Regions from separate parts of the Mus musculus genome. Here region 1 is linked to region 2. Evidence: chromatin loops called from intact Hi-C (ENCODE). Cell type or tissue: left cerebral cortex. All regions are shown on one strand.

The links. A loop is a pair of places that touch in the nucleus more often than their neighbours do. Peaks named below come from ENCODE experiments on the same cell type or tissue, not always from the same donor. Only the 100,000 strongest peaks of a DNase experiment are listed, where the experiment ranks them.
Region 1: it touches region 2 in a loop (2.4-fold over the local background); 6 of 42 quality-filtered maps call a loop at or near these places.

Annotation. Positions count from the first base shown.
Region 1 is chr2:154,155,665-154,160,664 of GRCm38, forward strand. No RefSeq gene overlaps it. Among named protein-coding and RNA genes, the nearest start is that of Bpifa5, 4.4 kb to the right of the region's middle. In left cerebral cortex, a CTCF peak has its summit at 2,971 (motif pointing left); DNase peaks (open chromatin) are centred at 2,778 and 2,923.
Region 2 is chr2:153,992,991-153,997,990 of GRCm38, forward strand. Bpifa6 (BPI fold containing family A, member 6) reads left to right here. Exons shown (of 11, transcript NM_001080811.1): 10 at 218-260. Among named protein-coding and RNA genes, the nearest start is that of Bpifa2, 13 kb to the right of the region's middle. In left cerebral cortex, a CTCF peak has its summit at 2,996 (motif pointing right); a DNase peak (open chromatin) is centred at 3,013.

The DNA.
Region 1 (5,000 bases), 160 kb after region 2:
AAGTTTTAAAAAAAAAATTTTTAAGTATGAAAAGTGTCCCAGGCCTGAGACTTATTCTTACCCTGGCCAACCAAAGAGTCAAAACACAGTATGCAAAAGACTGTCTCTCTCAATACGACTAAGAAGCCACACACTACAAAGAACAGAAGCTTACAGAATTAGTTGGGAAAAGTCATTAGACAATATCTAAAACAACAGTAACAACAACAAAAAAGAAAACTCTGGAAAGGAGGAATAATCCAATTTCCAAAGTGGTTGTATTATATTTTTAAATACAAGGCACGGGGATACAAGTCAGGAGCTGCAGAAATGGCTCACTGGTTAAGAACACTTATTGCTCTTATGAAGGACCTGATTTTGGTTCCCAGCCTCCACATGGTGGCTCACAACCACCTGTAACTCCAGTTCCAGGGATCTGATGACCTTTTCTGGCCTCCATTAGCATTGTGTACATGTGGTGCACATAAGCATATACAGATAAAACATTCACACATGTGAAGTATAATAATAATTGTTTTATTTTTAAAAGGTCTGAGACACACAAAGAAACAAGGAAATGTGATCCTACATTTGAAAAGTAACTGATGATTCCCCAGACACAAAGACTTAAATTTCTCTTTTGAATTTGTTCAATAAACACGGATCTAAGAAACTGTTTCTATCACTGTTCTATTGCTGTCTTTAAATACGGTGACCAAAGCAACTTATGGGTTTCAGAAGATGAGACCTTGATCGTCATGGCAGGAAGCATGGCAGCAGGCTCTGGAGCAGTACCCAAGCATGGCTCTGGAGCAGTGGCTCACAACTCATCCAAATGTTTCAGGAGACAGAGAGACTGGACTGGGTTTGGCATGGGCTTTTGAAACCTTGACACCTACCCGCAGTGACATACCTCCAATCAAGACAATGTCTTGCAAATAGAGAATATCAACACTATGGCAGGAGTCAATAAGAAAGAACCCCCAAACTCCTGGAGTTGAGAAGCACTCTGAGTTAGGTGAGCTGTTTGCTTATGAACCTAAGCTGTGGGTTTTAGAGGAAAGACCATAACCAAGAGGGAAGAAGGGGCATGAGATGCAGCTTAGTACTGGGGTGTTGGGTAGCATGTGGCAGGCCTTGTTCTAGCCTCAGCACTATATACAATAGAAACTATAGGAGAACCTTTCCTTTAGACTATGTCTCTCTGTGTGCTCCCAGACAGACAGGCATTCTACCATACCTGCCAAACTTTAATCACTTCTGCCTAAATGTTTTGTAGCAGTCTCTCCTCAACTTATCAACTTTGGTCAGCTGCAGCTTCCCTGTCTGGTGTAAGTTAATGTTGGTGTTTTTCCAGGAAGAAAAAAAAAAACAGAAACAATAAAAATAAAAATAAAAATAACTGAGAGAACTGGACACTGACAAGCATGCTCTGACGGGGTCCTTCAGGCTCAAAGGGAAGGGGAGTTGGCCATAGTGGAAGTCATGATGAGAAATAAAGAACACCCGACAGGCATCAATGGGAGGAGAGGTCCTATGAAGGCTCACTAGATACCCAAGTGTAGGGGAATCGAGGGCGGGGAGGTGGCAGTGGATGGGTGAATGGAGGAATACCCTCATAGAAGCAGGGGGAGGGAGGATGGGATAGGGGGTTTCCAGGAGTGAGGGGACCGGGGGACCGGGAAAGGGGATAACATTTGAAATGTAAATAAAGAAAATATCCAATTTTTAAAAAGGAAGTAAGAAAACTTTCTCAACTTAATTTACCACTATAATTGATAAAAGAAGATGATATATCAACAGAATGGCATCCAGTAATAAAGGCTTAACACTCATTTTCCATTTAAACAAATTAGGCAGTGTACTGACAGCAAACCTGGAGATGCTGTGAACTCAATAGTGGAAGCTATACAACTCAATACCACAGAGACTGTGGTTCATAATGATGCATCATGCATTTCAAAGTAAAACAGAATGTGATTGACAGATGTGCTAATTACCAATAAAATCATTCCACAATGTGAAAAAAAAAAACAAACAAACACCTGACAAATACATAGGTAAGTCTAAAAGATGGAAAGACTGGGAGGTGGCTCAGGAGGTAAGGTGCTTGCCTTGCAAATCTGTCTTGCCTTACATGAACTGAATCTTATTTTCCAGCTTCATACACATACATACACATGCACATACATACACACACTCACATATACACACAAACATACATACACATAAACACACACAAATAGACATAGAAGCATACACAGGCATAAACACACACAGAGACTCACAGATACACACATAAACACACACATGCACACACAAACATACATATACATAAACACACACAAATAGACACAGAGACATATACTGACATAAACACATACACAGACACACAGATACACATATAAACATACACACACAAACATAAACACAGATACACATGCACACATACACATTCACATGCATGTGCACACGTACATACACACATGCATAAACAGATACACATACATAAATACACACACACCTATATACATAAACACACACACATACACATTCACATACACAAAACTTAGCATGATTGCACGTACTTGTACTCCCAGCCTTGAGGAGGCAGAGATGGAGCTCTGGGACTTTGACCACCACTCCAGGGTAGAAGCTGGGAAATGTGGTTGTTTCGGAAATGAGTTTGTTCCATGAGCTGCAGCATCCAAACATCACCCACTACGATGATGGTGTTAGTGAGGAAAACTGTGAAGTCCTTGCTCTAGTTACATTTCTGATGCTGTGATGCAATGCCACTGATGCAGGCCAGCCACAGATGCTGAGGCGGGCAGTGAGGAATGGTGTTGATGACTGGGGAGAAGGGGGAAAGTAGCTTAAATTTTCTTTCTTTAATTCTTTGCTAGTCTGTGGCCAAAAGCAGCTGACTTCTGGTGATTAACTCCTGCTGCTAGCAGCAGGGGATTATGAAAAAATGCTTAGCTTCTCTCTGGCTCAAGCGCCCCCTGCTGGCCAGGCAAGAGGCTTGAAGTTCATTAACTGTGAACAGAGAAGAGGAAGAAAGGGAGAATTCAAGCACACACATAAACACACAGACATTCACACACTTTGACCAGACTCAACCACCTGTCTCAACAATTCCACAAGTGTTCATGCACACTTACACTCGTGCACATACACCTATACATGTATGTATGTATATACATACATATAGACAAACATATATACATTTGGTGGATGGAGCTGAGCCCCAAATGCCACACTTTATCCCTTGTCTCTGACCTTCTTATACCTTCTTAGACAAATGTTCTTTATAAAATTACCTCATAGATAAAATGTTACACAAAGGGGGAGTTACAGAAGGATGGCGATACTAAGTTCAAAGCAGTGTTTCATTCTATAAGCTCATTATAAGTTCTATGAGGAGGGGGCACATTCTATTTTTATTACATTTTCTGGCAAAGCAACTAAAACCATCATCTTCTTAAAATTATTTGAATCAAATCAAGAATGTTATGAAGTCATCAGTTCATCTAAACAGCATTAATTCATGAAAGTTTATCTTCGTGTTAACCTGCAGGAAATTTGCCCAATAGAGTAGTCTGAGGAATCATTAGGCTATGTGATAGTGGCAGGAAAGGCTGTGCCTCTCCAGAATGCACTCATTGCAGTCATATAAAATGGTGGGCCATCTCCAGGAAACTCACTTGCTTACCATAGCTTTTCCTAGTTGGCTTCTGTCATACCATGACCAAAGACAACTTACAGGCAAAAGTCTGTTTTGACTTTTGGCTACAGAAGGAGAGTCTGTGATGCTGGGGATAAGGGGGAAGTGGCATGGCAGCAGACAGCTGGGGCAGGAAACCAGCTGATCACATTTCTTACAACATGCAGGATTGAAGAAAATGAATTGCAAGTAAGATGAAGGTACAGAATCTCAAGGCCCACTTCCAGGGATGTACTTCCTCAAACAAGGATCTCTCTCTTTAAAGTTCTGTAACCTGAAGCAGTGCCACCAACCAAGGTCAAGTGCTCAGATACATGAGCCTATGGGGAACCCTTACATTCAAACAACCACAGCCCTGTGCAACATAATGGAACATTGTGAAGGTATTGGCACCTGACTGGTCTAATTGCAAAGGGACCAAAGACAGACAATACCTACATGAAGAATTTATTCTTGGGGTGATGACGACGTTCACTCTAGCCCCAAAAGAAGGTCACAGAGGAAGCTGTTCTCACTGTGCTGCTCCAAGTTCTGGGAACAGTCGATGTCTCCTGGATGACAAGCAAAACGTCAAGCTTGGACTCTGGGTTAGCTAGACTTTTCAACCATGATAAGAATTTTTTTTTGGGGGGGGGGGACCCAGCAAGTCATCCAAAGACAGGCTCATAGGCTCAGAAGGCAGAGCATTCTAGGAAGGGCCGAGGATCCAAGTGTAGTCTGTCTTTTAAGGTCTTGGGCAAGAAAAGCAAAAAGACTCCGAAGGTTGGGGCTCACGGTGCTGTTTACATCTCTAAGCCTACCCATGTCCAGACCCCTCAGTGCCTTCTGGAATGAAAACCTAGTTGGCTTCCCAGGGCTTGCTGTATTTTCAGTCCAGTCCTATCACCGGCTGGGAATAGGCTCTTCATAGCTCCAGTGACCACTGGCATCCTGCCTCATCTGTAGGCAGCTGAGACAGAACCCGGCCAGCTCTGGCTCAGTTCAGCTCTGAACAATGTGCATCACTGCCACATGATAAGAATTTTAAATGTCTGTTGGCACAACTTATTACATGTCTTCTGAACAAATGAGCCTTCTGTAATTATTATCATGAAAAATCAGATATCTGGTTCCTGGGTTGGTTGGCCTATCAGTTATGTGCTTTGATGCTTCCAATGACTGCTTTTAACCAAAAAGAAGTATATAGAAAAATCTGTAGGCAGATGCAGGTGAATCCCAGCTGTGGCTCTGACAAGATGAGTGTGTTACTATGGGGATGTTAAACAGAAAGGATTGCTATGGACCATCTGCTGAA
Region 2 (5,000 bases):
GTCCACTGCCTCTCAGTCCTCAGCTGTCCAAGGACAGAGTCTCAAGTCCAGAGTTTTGAAACAGAGTCGTGAAAGCCATTCCCATCTCCCAGTCTCTTTTCCTTGTCTGTTCTTCTCATTTGCAAAGTTGGTGTCAGGTTTGCAGCAGACACAGAGCCTGGCACACAGTAGGTATACAATGACTGTGAGTTTTCTGGTTTTGTTTTGTTTTTTCCAGAACAAAACCTTCCCGGCTTCTTTTATCAACTGGCTGTTTAAAAGTAAGTTTTCCTTCTCGTATCTACCCCAGAATCCCACAATCCTACCTCTCTTTTTGGTGTTGAATGTCCTTTGGGAAGGGCACTGAAAATAAATATGAAACCCTGAGCCACAGGACCTATGCCTGGGTAAGCCTTCTTGATGCTGGGCTCCTGGAAAGTCAACTCTACAGTATTACAGTGGGGTTCCTGAGATAGTCCATTCTAGAGGGGTCATGTCTAAGTGGGTCTCTAGGACAATTCACTGATTGCTGCTAAAGAGAAATTCTTGGAGTTGTCCAGTTCTAGGTGGCTGGTGCCTTAGAGGGGCTCCTGAGTTATTTTATACTTCAGTTATTAATGTTTCTATGACTGTGGGATATCTACCTTATTGACCAATGTTACAGGTAGGTTACTGAGATAGCTCAATCCATAGCAATTATGATTACAGTGACACTCTGACACTTTCCTATCCAGAGTGATTCTTGTTATAGAGGGATTACTGAAGAAGTTTCTTCCATAGAGGGAAGTGCTAGGCTGGAGTTCGTGGACAGCTTACTCCACAGAACAGCCATCCCAGAGCTGGGAATTAGCTATGGGCTTAAATCCCAGTTTGGCCAGTGTCTTAGTTACTTTTTTTTAATGCTATGACCTGAAATAAGCAATGGAATGAAGGAAGGATTTATTTTGGATTGAGGGTACAAATCATTGTGGTAGGAGAGGCATGACAGCAAGAGCACGGGGGCATGTTCAGTCTGTGATCAGGAAGCATAGGCAAATGCTGGTGTTTCTCTTACTTTCTCCTGAATAAATCCTGCATCACAGCCTATGGAATGATGTGTGACACATTCAGGGTGGGTCTCCATTAATTCAGCTTAGAAACTACTTCCTTGACAGACCCAGAGGTGGCTCTAGACCGTCATGTTGATTAGTGTTAATCACAGCCACCAACTTACCGTGTCCCTTCTATCAGTCCAGTTCTCCCCCTCTCTGGTCTCTGTTTTCCCATCTGTTAAGAAGGCTTTTAACTAAGAGTATTGGGTGGAGAAGGGGACAAGATCAGATGCCAGAAGAGTTTCCAAAAAAGCCCAAGCCATAACAAGTCTTCCTCATGGGGGCCAGTGTCTTCTAATCTCTTTGCTGTGAGATGCAGATGCTCAGTGGCCCCCCTACCCCCATTTCCTGTAGGATATTGATAGGACCAGGCAGGACTATGTAGAGATGTTTAACACTGAGTGACACTGGAATTCTCTGACCTTGGTTGCCTCTGGCCTTAACCTTATCTCCAGTGATTGCTTATAGCCACCCCCTACCAGCCCCTTCTCTAGAGCTTGGGCTTTCACTCACAGAAACTGACCAGGAGAAAGCATCCACAGATCTGTGTGTTAGCATGGAACTACTTCAAGTAGGCCCACCTGTAAGAACCAACCAAAGGCATGTGCTTGAGAAGCGAAGGGACAGGACAGTGAATGGCCTTCCATTTCAGACAGTAGACAGAACTTACAGTCCTGACAACCCTTGGGGTCATCTGAAGCTGATGCTGGATCCATCAAGACAAATGGCAGTCAAGTAAGGTGTGTCAGCTAAGAGGTAGGCCCCATAGTTTAAACAGGAGCCAGAGGAGATGCTACACGAAGCCCTTAACCCTGAAAATTAGCTGTGCCTCAGCACCTGACACTCCTATCTTTTTGTGAGAAGCACACTCAAAAGATGTTTGCTCTGTTTAAAGCTTCACTGTGGGGTCTCCCTAGGGGGAGGGAGAAGGCCCAGATAGCACATGTCTAAATGTAACTCAAGTTAGGTAGTGGTGGCACATGCCTTTAATCCCAGCACTTGGGAGGCAGAGGCAGGTAGATTTTTGAGTTCAAGGCTAGCCTGGTCTATTCAGGACGGCCAGAGTTATACAGAAAAACTCTGTCTCAGAAACACACACACACACACATACATACATACATACATACATACATACATACATACATGTAACTCAAGGCTCTAACTTCCCAAGAGTCCGTCATGATGGGAAGTCACAGCAGCAGTCAGTCACATTACATCCACTGTCAAGAAGCAGGGTGGTAAACGCATGCTGGTGGTCAGCTAGTCTCTTATTGCAGCCCAGATTGGGGTGTCACCCATAGTAAGGGGGTCCTCTAACCCCAGCAATCAAGACAACCTCCTATAGGCATGACTAGAGTCTGTTTTCCTGGATGGTAGTAAATCCCATTGAATTAACAGTTAATATTATTGCAACATTTTTGAGTCCCAGGAAGTCAAAGTCCTGGCTTCAGAGACTAAAGAGTCCCAAGAACTTTGTGATAAGCAGCCACGAGCAGCCATGAGCCAGGCCTGAGGTTCTATTACTGCTGAAACCTGGGAATAAGGAGAGCACCTGCCTCACTGGGTGGCCAGGAGAAAAATGGAGGGCAAGTTTAAGTTCAGAACTTGGACAGTGGAGCAAGCTGTCTCTTCAGCCAGATGGTCTAACTCACAAGTAAGGGAAGGTCTGGAGCAAAAATCAGAAAGGGCAGTCACAGAGGCCGAAAGGGGAGGCCCCAGAGGCTCAGATGGGGAGCCCAGGGGGTGTGGAAACACGCACCTCTCTCCTGTTTCTCGCAGACAGGCCTTGAATGAGCAGGGTGCTGTCTTTCTCGCTCCCCCACCTCCCCTCGCCACCCCCCAACTATAGGGAAGAGCAAGTGTGGTCAAGGCAAGGCACCAGCCTGGGCTGCACTGGTCAAGGCTGGTCAGTTCCAAGATAGGCCACTAGGGGGAAGCCATGAGACTGCTAACGTGTGTTTTTTGGCATATGCCCAAACCTATGGGCTGGAGTCAAATTTCCTAGTTTCCAATCCCAGTTCTTTCGGCAGAATAGAATATTTAACCCCCCACGGTGCCTCAGTCTCTCCACTGAGGACAATGACAGGAATAATTCATTCATTTTTACTCTCATCAACCAGATCCTTGAAAAAGAAATAGTATATATTTATTGTAAAAAGTGGAGGCTTTATAATGGTGTCCCCATTCAGGTGCTTTGACCACACTGATGCCGCCCCCAAGTCCCCCACTATCCTCTCCTTCACCCAGCCCCAGCTCCTTTCTACTTTTACACATATACATGGATTTCATATGATTAAAAACCGATTAAACACTTCTAAGCTAAACACAATATTAAGAATAATTTTCATGGGATAACAGGACATCTGAAAGTGTGTGCACAGCGAAGGGAAGGATCTCCAGAGTGTAGTGACAGCAGACAGGACTCGAGAGTATCTTTGTCAGCTGTGCCTCCAACAAAGGGGTACTGTTGCCCACATAGAAAGATCTAAACTAATTAATTAATCCCTCACCCGCAAATCTTTCAGTCACTAAGTTAGCACGATTGTTGAACAAGTTCTCCAAAGGAGAGATACAGATGAGTGCGTATAGGGTGGACCTGGCTGCTGAGGAGACACCTGCATCTGACTAAGAAGAGCCACGGTGTTAGTTGAATGGTGTGGAGTAGGGTGGTTCTGTGGGACAGTAGAAAATCGAGAGGCATGTGCCGTTTAGTGAACTGATGGAAGCTACCCCAAACGACAGAGATTGTCAGTCAGGCCAATCCGTTTCGAGTTTGATGGGCAGCCGGACAGTGAGACAGACACACCTACTCAGTTGGAGGAAGGATGAGAACAATGGCCAGCAGGGATTGAGAGACCCTGACAGGCGCAAGGCCCTAACACACACACCTACCACCTCACTTGACAAAGCTGCCAAAGACCAAAGACTTGTTCTCCATTAGAAATGACAGCTGGCTTGACCCGACAGCATAATAAGCAGAGTGTACTCTGATTGGAGAACTTTAATGTGTTTCATTCAGTATTATAAAAGGACAGTATTACAGATTTTGTTGTACACTGCTGTTACATGTGGGGCAGTGTGTCTTTAAGTAGGGTAAAGTACTCTTTAAAAATGGGTCCTAGATATTTTTTCCTTTAACTCAAGTCTCTTACTGTTTAAATGATTTTTATTTTGTTTAATATGGAGGAAAAAGAAGCGTAAATGGACAATATATATTTAGAGAAAGATGGTTAGCTGTCAGAAAAATATGCAAATCAAAATCACACCAAGACTGCAGCACACCCCTGTCAGATGGCTGTGATCAAGAAAATAAATGACAATGAGTGGTGGTGAAGATGTACTAAAGGGAAACACACACACACACACACACACACACACACACACACACTGGAGCAACCACTGTGGAAATCAGTATGAATGGTCCTCAAAAACCTGAAGATAGAGCGGGGCGTGGTGGCATACACTTTTATTCCCAGCACTGGGGAGGCAGAGGCAGGTGGATCTCTGAGTTCCAGGCCAGCCTGGTCTATAGCACAGGTTCTAGGACAGCCAGGGCTACACAGAAAAACCCTGCCTTGATTAAACCAAACCAAACCAAACCAAACCAAACCAAACCAAACCAAACCAAACCAAACCAAACCAGACCAAACCAAAACACTGAAGATAGAACTTCAGTATTCCATTCCTAGATATATACCCAATGGAGACTAAGTCAGCAAGACACCTGCACAGCCATGTTCACTACTACACTGTTCACCACAGCCAGGCTGTGGAACCAGCCTGAGTGTCCATGATAAATGAATGGATAGGTAACTTTCAAGGTAAATGGACTCTGCTGTGTACATGCCTCACATTCTGTTTATTCATTTTTCTTTATGAGGTGTCCATTCAGGAGTCACATGGTAGTTCTATTTTCAGTCTTCTGAAGAT